2 separate regions of the Homo sapiens genome follow, and region 1 is linked to region 2. Evidence: chromatin loops called from intact Hi-C (ENCODE). Cell type or tissue: breast epithelium. All regions are shown on one strand. Each heading gives the region's core, and the rest is flanking DNA. Links, peaks and the distances in the headings are about the cores only.

Region 1 (5,385 bases), core at 199-5,198, 84 kb after region 2:
CCAGCGTGTTATACAAGTGCCGTGTTTATCGTGTTGAAAAGATCCGGAAGCTCTCTCCTACATATCTGTTAGCTTTCTAGATGAGCTTTGCGTAAGTCATGGTTCTCCAGAAAAAAACAAACGGAGATTTATTATGGAAGTAGACTCATCTGATTATGGAGACCTAGCAGTTCTACAGTATGCTGTCTGCAAGCTGGAGAACCAGGAGAGGAACTGGTGTAGTTCAGTAAGATCAGAGGCCTGAGATGGCCAAGGGTGGGGTCAGTTGCACTGGTGTAAGGCCCATGGTACCCAGAAAAGGAGAAAGTGGACGTTCCAGCTCAAGAGCAAATTGACTCTTCCTCTGCCTTTTCGTTTGGGCCTTCAACAGAATGGATGACACCCACCTGCATTGGTGAGGGTGGGCATCATCCAGTAGATGTACTCTGGTCTACTGATTGAAATGCTAAACTCTTCTGGAAACACCCTCACCTACACACCAGAAATACCATTTTACCAGCTATCTAGGTATCCCTTCACCCAATCAGGTTGACACAAAACCATCACAGGCTTCTCAGCTGTAAATGGCCCTCCACACTTCAGTGTGCTGACCAGGACTGCAACTGCCGATTGGGTTGCCACCTCAGGCTCTTGGGATGTTTTATATGGATAACTGGATTTGGATGTTGACAGCTTCCACCTCTGTAAGTCCAAAATTGTTTTAAAACTGCTTTTGTTTGGCTGCACAATTGTACAAGCCATATGGGTTTTGTTTGCACACAATAGCAGATTTGAGCACAATAATATTGCTTCAAAATTCATTGAAATTTTGTTGAGAATATTTGGTGGTGGGACTATGTCTTAGAACAGCTTGAGGGTTCAGTTTTTTGTTTATTGAATGATTTTATGGACCCTGGAGTGATTCTTGCAGCTTAACATTTAAGTTCATTGTAGGCGTTTTTTTGTTGTTATTTTTTGTATAGGGAGCTGTCAATTAGGTCTGCTTCTGCTTAACAGCATTTTGACTATAATTTTTATATTGTCTTCGATTCTAAGGAACTTGCAAAGTTAAACTGCTTTTTAACCAGTTTGTTACTACTTAATTGTAAAATATTTTCAGTCATATCTTTAAGTGTTGTAATTCAAGATGGTTTTATAATTTTTATACCATATTTGCATTTTTGCAAAGAGCACTGGCAGTTTCTTCATACTTACACAATTTCACACTTGCAGAAAAAGTTGCAGGAGCAGCACCAGAGCTCCCACATACCCCACCACCACCTTAGAGAACCTTATAAAATTTTACACTTGTACCAACATTGTCCTCCAAGCAAAAGGGCCTGATCCAGGTTAACACACTGTGTTTAACTGCGTTTAATGAATCTCCAGTTCACTTTCTCAGTCCCTCTCCCTCCTTGATCTTTATGACCTTAACATTTTTTGAAGACTGTAGGATAGTTGTCTTATAAAATGTCCCTCAATGTATGTTTGGTGTTTCCTCATTACTACCCTTGGTATGCGTGTTTGGAGGAAACAGAAGTGCTGTTGTGCCCTTCTAGCTGCACCCCATAAGGTGACACAGGGTGTCAATTTGTCCCATCATTGGTGGTGGTCACTTGGACCCTGAGGCAGGTGGTGTCAGCCAGTCTCCCCTGGAAAGTTACTCTTTGTCCCTTTGTATTGGATAAATATTTTATAGGGAGATATTTTGAGCCTTCGTAAATATCCTATTTCTCATCAAAGTTTGGCCCATTCTTTTTAGTATTATTGTTTCTTGCCTACTGTAATGGTTTCCAAGTGGTGATTTTCAAATTCCTTCTACTTTATTAGTTAACATTGTCCTGTATTCTTACTCTTTTTCCCCCCATTTATTAGTCGTATCTGTATGGTCTTTGATTCCTATTTTATTCGATGGTACATAATCCCTTACCATCATTACTTTGATGTTGGAATTGTCCCGAGTTCTGTGATTGTGTGTTTTCTTTTTTTTAGTAGAGACAGGGTTTCACCATATTGGCCAGGCTGGTCCCGAACTCCTGAGCTCAAATGATCCGCCTGCCTCGGCCTCCCAAAGTGCTGGGATTACAGGCGTGAGCCCACTGCACCTGGCTGATTGTGTGTTTTCTTAAAGCTGGCTTCTGTGTTTCGACATGCCATTACCCTCTGAGTACTTCCCTACTTTCTGGCACAGTAATGTATTCCAGGCTCTTGCATTTCCTGTGCCCTAGTCCTGGAATCGGCTATTTATCAAGGAGCTCTAGCTCCCCTTAATGTAGACTGTATTTAGAAAGCAAACCCTTGCTCTAGGCGTGCTCACTGCTATTAGAGTCTCACTGCTCCCAAGCCGTCTAAGTGTGTCCACACAGTAAATACATCCTTACATTTACATTTGATACATAGACACTGAAAAGGGAGTTCACTCTGGTACCATTAATTCTGATCCAATGCCATAAGGTTCAGGCTGGGCGCGGTGGCTGAAGCCTGTAATCCCAGCACTTTGGGAAGCCAAGGTGGGCGGATCGCTGGAGTCCAGGAGTTCAAGGCCAGCCTGGGCAACTTGGTGAAACCCTGTCTCTACGAAAAATACAAAAATTAGCCAGGTATGGTGGTGCATGCCTGTGGTCCCAACTACTTGGGGGTGCTGAGGTGGGAGGATCGCTTGAGCCCAGGAGGTTGAGGCTCCAGTGAGCCGAGATCACGGCACTGCACTCCAGCCTGGGTGACGGGGAGACCCTGTTTCAAAAAATAAAAATGCCATAAGCTTCATTCTATCTTCTCCCTTCCCATATTTCAGACTCCTTCCAGGGCAGTGAGAAACTTGGCTCCCATTATCCTCAGTATAATTTCACCTTCCCTGAAGGTAACCAGCGCCCAGCAGCACTCTGCTCCCTTTCTTGTGCTGAGCTGCCACTCGGCTTGGCCACTTTCCTGCACAGCCGAGGCATTCATATTTGAAGTGGACTTGGAAATGGAAGTGAAATGTCTTTAGATTTCCTAGTGTAGCACTCCTATGATGGAGCTTCTAGGAAAGCTCAGCTACATGGGAAAGGAAGGGCCTTATTTGTTCTGCTCTAGTTGCTGTTCCACTGGAAGGTTACCACCTGCTTGGAGTTTAGGACCAGTGTGTTTCAGGTGCTGCTTGTGGTGAGAGACAGGGTTGGTGGTTAGGGGAAAAAGCAGCCCCACAGGCTAGGCTGGTAGTGCAACCCGCACCCTGGCATTGTGCCCTCCTCTCTGTCCTGGTGCATGTTGCTGTTCTGATTCATGCGTCCCGTGAACAAGGAGCAATTGCTATGTGGTTTGGAATTTTTCCCACCTCCTTTATGTTGCTAATTTTTTTTATATACAAAATATGGCCCCTCTTCCAGGAAGCCTTCCCGTGACCCCCTTTTCCCCTCTAATTTGGGCCAGGAACTCCTCTGGGTTCCCTCAGCTGCTTCTAAGTATCTGCCATAAAAGTGAACACCCTGAACTGGGATTATCTGCATTTGGTGTATCACTGAAGGTACTGAACGAGAGAAAACTGGTGAGCTCTCTCAAATTCAGGGCTGTGCCTTTCATCTCTGTATCCCCAGAACCTGGTGAAGGGCTGGACCAAAGACCAAAGGAGATGCTGAGGCATCATTGGATGGATAAACAGACAATGAACAATAGTTGGGATGCCTTTTGTCATCTTTCTTGTGGCCCTAAGCTCCTCTTTACCTTTTCCGGAACCCTTCGGTTCTGAAAGTGGCCTAAGATGGTCAATGAACAGTGCCTCAAAGGCAGCTCTGTTTTTCCTTCCTCAGCTCCAAAGACTTTTCCACCAGGTTCTGAAAGACTTGACACATAATGCAGTGAGCTGGCTGGTGGTGGAGACTGCAGGGTTCTACTGACCAGTTCCAGATGGGCATGCATTCTGAGACTTAGTTGGAGAGCACACTGACAGCTGCACTCCCAGAAAGCCTGTGCTGAGGCCAGGTCTGAGGGCCTGGGTTTGAACTTGGAGTCCGTCGGGCCCCAATTGTTATCTTCACAGCCACATCAGCTGGGTGACCTCAGCCAAATCAGTCTACCTCTGCTCTTGTTTTCTCATCTGCAAAATAGAGCTGCGGATGCCTGCCCCAGGTTGCTGGTGGAGATCAAGTGAGAGAGTGGATTGAAAACATCTTTACAAAGGCCAGGTTTGGTTTTGGATGTGGGTGCCAACTGCCTACCCTGAAGTCAAAGACCGTCTGGGAAGAGAAGTTCTCTTTGCCTTTCTCCCACGACGAGCGTGTTGCTGAGTTATTTCCAGGAGCGTGGGGTGAGCCTCTTTGATCTCAGGGTGCCATTGCCTTCCCTGCCTCACTGTGATCGGCTCAGCGTTCCCAAGCGGCCAGGGCGCTTCCCACTCAGCTGGGCAGCACCGCCCAAGCATTTGGCATTTGGGGAACAGAAAGTTTTTATTTTTATGAGCTGTTTCTGAGCAATGCCTTGTTTTCTCCTGTCTGTTTCTAGGCCACAGGATTGGCAGCTGCATCCAACCTCCAGGTCAAATTTGGCAGAGAACCAAGCAATCCTGTCAAACAGAATGCCCACTGCTGCTCCTTCCCATCTCGAGGAACTGTCTCTTCTCAATGTTTTCTTTTGATTTCCTCTGACAGTCTTGCTGCTCTTCCAGAGGCACAGGAACTCAAAATTGGGAAGGGTTTGAAGGTGACCCCCACGATCAAGTGCAGTGCCTCCCGCACGCGTGACTTCCAGCCTCCACATGCACACTTCCAATAACTGCACACACACCCTCCAGCTCAGGCCTCTTGGATTTCAGACACTCCAGTGGTTGAAGGGTCGCTATGTTAGGATCTCTGATCTTCCTCTCTAACCAGGCTATCCTCAGGTTCTAGTTCACTTCTGGGGGTCACCCTGAGCCAATGTAACCCCTCTTTCCTGTGTCAATCCTTTAGGTCTTTGAGAAGAGTGGTTGCGTTTTCTCTGACCGTGTCCCACCCTCTGGCCAAGCCTTCAGCTGAAAAGAGTCCCTCAGTTGGGGCGAGTGTATTGAGTCCTTCATTCAGATGAACCCGATACTTCAGGAGGGGCTGAGCAATAGGCACTACAGGGGAGCCCTCACCTCCCTTGTTCTGTGCATAATACCTCTATTAATACAGCCTAAATTTGGTCTTGCTGATTTGGCAGCCACATCACACTGTGCCCTTAGACTAAGTGACTGTGCTAATAATACACCAGACTTTTCAAGGTGTCTGTGCCTTTGGGGGTCATGTCTGACACATGTTATAGAAGCAGAAACAGCCTACTAAACAAATACTGCTGTTTTCATAAAGTTATGTTCTGGACCAAGAAAATTGAGCTATCATTTACAAGTCCAGTGTCTCACCCTGTGCTAAGTGCTCGTATGAGGCACTTTTGCAATTTTACAAATGGGAT
Region 2 (5,385 bases), core at 173-5,172:
TCAGAACTGCCCAGGGTTCTAGAAAACAGAAAGATTCTTGCACACTGCTGGGATGAGCAGAAACATTTGTGTACACAGTGTTAAAATAAAATTTAAAAAGTGGGGCATGGCATGAATGTTTAGGCTGTGTTCAGACTTTCACAATGCCTGCTATCATCCTCTGGGGAAAGGACATGATTAAGGCATGAATGTAGGGTTGGGGAAAATGCTGGGCAACTTCTCATACATGCTGCATGTGCTCTGCAGGTTTGTAAAAACCTAAATATCTAATGAATATTGTTTTTGTTTTTGGTTTTTTTTTTTTTTTTTTTAGGCAGAGTCTTGCTCTGTCACCAGGCTGGAGTGCAGTGGCACAATCTTGGCTCACTACAACCTCCCCTTGCCGGGTTCAAGCGATTTTCCTGCCTCAGCCTCCCGAGTAGCTGGGACTACAGGCGCCCACCACCACGTCTGGCTAATTTTTAGTATTTTAGTAGAGATGGGGTTTCAGCATGTTGGCAAGGATGGTCTCCATCTCCTGACCTCATGATCCGCCCGCCTTGGCCTCCCAAAGTGCTGGGATTACAGGCGTGAGCCACCGTGCCTGGCCCCCAATGATTATTCTTAAAACCTATGTTTGTATGACTCTCAGTGTACAAATGTACACTTATTTAAGTGTAAATTAATTAAGTGTAATTAAATAAATTTTAAAATGTAAATTATCAACAATTGTGGAAAGCAGTGTAGTGATTCCTCAAAGAACTAAAAACAGAACTACCATTCGACCCAGCAATCCCACTCCTGGGTATATACCCAAAGGACTGTAAATCGTTTTACCATAAAGACACATGCATGTGTATGTTCATTGCAGCACTATTCACAAGAGCAAAGAATCAACCTAAATGCCCATCAGCAGTACTCTGGATAAAGAAAATGTGGTGTATACACACCATGGAATGCTATGCAGCCATAAAAAAGAACGAGATCATGTTCTTTGCAGGAACATAGATGAAACTGGAGGCCACTAGCCTTAGCAAAATAATGAAGGAACAGAAAACCAAACACCACATGTTCTCACTTATGAGTGGGAGCTAAACAATAGGAACACATGGACATGTAGAGGGGAACAGCAAGTACTGGGGTTTACTTGAGGGTAGAGGAGGGGAGAAGGGAGAGGTTCAGGGAAAAAAAAAATGTTGGGTACTGGGCTTAGTACCTGATTGACAAAGTAATCTGTACACCAAACCCCCAACTCAGGAGTTTACCTATATAACAAACCTGCACATGTACCCCTAAACCTAAAATAAAAGTTAAAATATTTTTTAAAAAGTGGTTTCCCATATAATATCTTATGAAATCATCATAATAACCCTGCAAATTCAGTATTAGATCCCTACCTGAAGGATGAGGAAGCAGAGGCTCAGAGTCCTCTCAGTTATTTGTTCTTTTTAGCTACCCAGTAGTAAGTATCAGAGCAAGCTTTATTTCTACCGTACTCCACCACCTCTTTAAAATCCCTTTCCCACAGAGGAGGAGGACATAGGAAATGCTAAAGCTATGGAGCAAAAGCCACATATTGGGACTTGGGGACTCCCTGGTAAGGGATACGATAGTGCCTGTAAGTGGACATAACCAAACCATGTAAGAAGTGGGTATTATGTTCATGGAGTATGAATCTAGCATATGGCAGAACCTACTGAGGCTGGTCAAAGTCATCTACTGCCAAGTTATAGGGAAATGAAAACCCATTAAAATAGAATATGGAAGCATCACAAGGTGCTGTGAAGCTCAGGACATAAAAGACTTAGGAGCACATTGAGAATAAAAATATAATATGAAAAATCAATGACTAGGTACACAGTTGGTGCTGGAGTTTATTTTAAGGCCATAGCTTCAAATGTAGGAATGATGGCTATTTGGCTAAGAGTGGAGAGAATTTTTCAAAGACTGAAAAGAATGTGTTTAGTCAGAGACTAACTCATCTGGCCAGAAGGGCTGTAAATGGAAAACAGATGGGAAAGGAGAAAAAAACACCTAGATAAAACTGAAACGGGTTTCCATGGATGATATTAAGGAGGGCCTGGGAAGAATTTCAACAGTGAGGGAGGTGCCGCATAGTTCAATGAGAAAACAGCTGGGAAGGACATCAGAAACAAAACATAGGCAGCAGATGTCCAGATATCATGCACAGAACATGAGCAACGTGGTAACCTTGAGATTACAGCACAGGGTGACAAACAAGACCTCACAGATACCACTGAGAGTTGGCGGGCTGGAACAGATCCATGGGAACATAGTGATAGAAGGGTGTGCTGTGTACAAAAGACCTGTTGAGAGGAGGAGAAGCTGCACTGTAGGCTGTGATAACAATAGATTGAGAGGAATCTCTGAACACTTGGATGAAGATGAAAGGACAGAGGAACACAAGTGACGTTTTTGTGGAAGCACAGCTGAGCCACATGGAGGAAAGCCACAAAATTGGCACAGTACCCACAATTAATGAGGATAAGATTCAGGATACTTCATTCAGATAAAAGCAGAGGTTTTCACTTGCCTCTCTAACAATTTTATGTCCTAGAAGGTAGAGGAAGGAATAAAAACAACTGTGCTCTGACTGATTCCAATCCTTAGGAAGAAGCCACCTGGCAAAGTGGAAAGGATGAGAACTAGAGAATGTGCCTGTCATCTTCAGGGGAGAGCCTGATGGAGCTAGAACAAAGGTGGATACAGGACTTCAGGAAGTTAGACTCCAAAATATTTTAAGAAAATATGGCGGCCAGGCGTGGTGGCTCACGCCTGTAATCCTAGTACTTTGGGAGGCTGAGGCGGGCGGATCACAAAGTCAGGAGATCGAGACCATCCTGACTAACCTGGTGAAACCCTGTCTCTACTAAAAAAAAGAAAAAGAAAAAGAAAATATGGCATAATTCCACAAGTTTCTAGAAAAGGAAACAGTATCAACAAGCACTCAAAAGCATGGCTTTGGATAATTCCAATGAGAAGACAAGAGAGAAGGGGAGACTCTCAAAGAAACTAGTGATGGCAGAGCCCTTTAAGCAAGGACGTAGAATGGATGTTCAAAAAGATGGAGGTAGGTGATCACTGCATGAGAGTGGCAAAGAACAACAGAAATAGTAGCAGGGATGTTAATATCCTGGAAGGATCAAAGCATGCAAAAATGGGAAGGACCAGAGAGAGTGTTATGGGGCCAATGGGATTACAATAATGGATGGTAGAAAGTATGCACTATTTCTCAAATGATGTCACATTCTTTTAGGCCCTGTCGAGGACCGTGATTGTAGGACTGAAAAGGTTGTACAAAAGTGAATACGTGTATGTTGAAATTCAAGTTTGGGGAAATGTTACTGATCCTTTTTGAAATCTAATCTAGGATCAAAGTTTCTGGTCCACAGTCTGGGAATCAAAGAGTATACATTTGCTGATTTTCAAACGTTCTTATTCCTAAGTATTATGAATCGCATTTCAGCAAGTTGATCTTCAAATTCATCTTGCAGAAGCTTGGGAGTGAGCTTGGGAGTGTAATTCATTTGGGTGAGAAGAACTGATTCCATTTTTCGATCATCTGCATATTCTCTTTTATTATCAGAATTTTTCAACTGGATATGTCCAGCTGAAAGCTTAAAACTAGCTAACTAGCTGCAGAAGGACAGTTTCCAAGGTCCTCAGCAGGATGCTGTGTGTATCTCTAGGTAAAGAAATGTTACTTAATTAAGGTATTCTATCTTTAAGAAAGCAAATTGCAATGTGTTGGAGTTTCTTAAGAACTTTTAGAGTGGCTCTTCATTAAAGAACTACTAAAAGTGCTTTTATAATGGTTATGGAATTTTCCTCTAATTAGTACACCATTTCATAAAGTTCAAGAACAGGCAAAACTAATCTGTGAGGATAGAAACCATAATAGTGATTGCCAGGATAGTTGGGAGGGAGTGATAGAATGAAAAGGAACACTAGTGAACTTCCTAGGATAATGGCACACTCTATTTTTCTATTGGGGTATGGGTTATATGGGTATATGCATTGGTCAAATCTCATTATTGTATGTTAAACTGTCACTGTATGTCATTACACCTCTGTAAAAATACATACAAGTATATAAATCTGGGCAGTTATATGAAAAGAAAAAGAATAACTTTTCTCCTGTGACTTGACAGTAAATAAATGAAGTTAACATAAACAGTTAAGGAATCAGATAAAAAGCAGAATCTCCGAGTTTGAAATCAGCAGTGTTCCCTAAGTAGATTTGGGAAAGTGTAAGTCTTACCAACACCCTCAAGTTGTTAATTTTCTATTGGCAAGGTCTTCCGTATGGAGAAAGTGGTGCATTGCTACTTTCTATCCTGGTTCCACTGGCACTAGGTACCAGTGATTTCCAAACTTCCATGCACATAAATATCGCCTTGGATACTTGTTAAAAATGCAGACTCTGGGCCCATATCTGGAGATTCCTATACAGTAGCTTTGGCTGAGTGTCGAGGATTTGCATTTTAATGATCATCCTTGATGAGACTGATGTAGGTGGTCCATGGACCTACACTTGGAGAAGCATTTCATTAGACAATCAAATCATAAAACTACCACCTACTTGCTCTAATTTTAGGCTCTCCAGACAACCTTCTGATAATAAAGCCTTTTTCCATGGCTTCATGGAGAAAATATGTTGCTTATATCACCCTGTATTCCAGCCCATGTGCTAGCATTCTTTCTCATTCTAAATAATAAATAGGCATTGGCTTTGTATCCCAGTCTGAGGAGCTTGCTAAATATTGGTTTGCCCCGATAGACGGATGTGCTTACTATGTGATACTGAAAAATCATGCCTCTGGGCTTGCAAGAGACAAAAATATGATTTGTGCTAAATTTACAGAGATAAAGAATATTTCCAAAATAGGATCTCTTTTTAAAAACTCTGTGCCTAACATCATAATGACTATTATATTCTTTTTAAAGTAATTGGACTTAACAATAAACAGGTATATATAAATATAACATTTGACTTAACAATAAACATGTATATATAAATATAATGTTTGACTTAACAATAAACATGTATATATAAATCTGTTTTCATTTTAAAGAAATCAAATGAATCTTTTAATAATGTATATTGTGGTTCATTTTTATGATTCAAAATAAATGTTTATTATTGAAATTTGGGGAAAATGGAAATGTATTTTTTAAAAATCACCTGTTCTACTACCCTGAGCTAACCATGGTTAACATTTTAACTTTTTTTCCTTCAAGTCATTTTTCTATGTCTTTATGTACATGTATTTATTATAGTGGTGGTGGCAGCGGTGGTTTATTACTTTACAAACCTGGGATTATGCTTAATAAGTATAATTTCCTAACATGATATAATTGTATCACATCTTAACATGATTTGCT

Evidence for each region. Peaks named below come from ENCODE experiments on the same cell type or tissue, not always from the same donor. Only the 100,000 strongest peaks of a DNase experiment are listed, where the experiment ranks them.
Region 1: it touches region 2 in a loop (5-fold over the local background); 21 of 110 quality-filtered maps call a loop at or near these places.

What each region holds. Positions count from the first base shown.
Region 1 is chr9:107,334,005-107,339,389 of GRCh38, forward strand. No RefSeq gene overlaps it. Among named protein-coding and RNA genes, the nearest start is that of RAD23B, 53 kb to the left of the region's middle. In breast epithelium, for the core only: a CTCF peak has its summit at 3,170; DNase peaks (open chromatin) are centred at 3,197 and 4,437; H3K4me3 peaks cover 561 bases; H3K27ac peaks cover 2,592 bases.
Region 2 is chr9:107,249,917-107,255,301 of GRCh38, forward strand. No RefSeq gene overlaps it. Among named protein-coding and RNA genes, the nearest start is that of RAD23B, 31 kb to the right of the region's middle. In breast epithelium, for the core only: no CTCF peak of the experiment used is centred there; a DNase peak (open chromatin) is centred at 2,235; H3K27ac peaks cover 323 bases.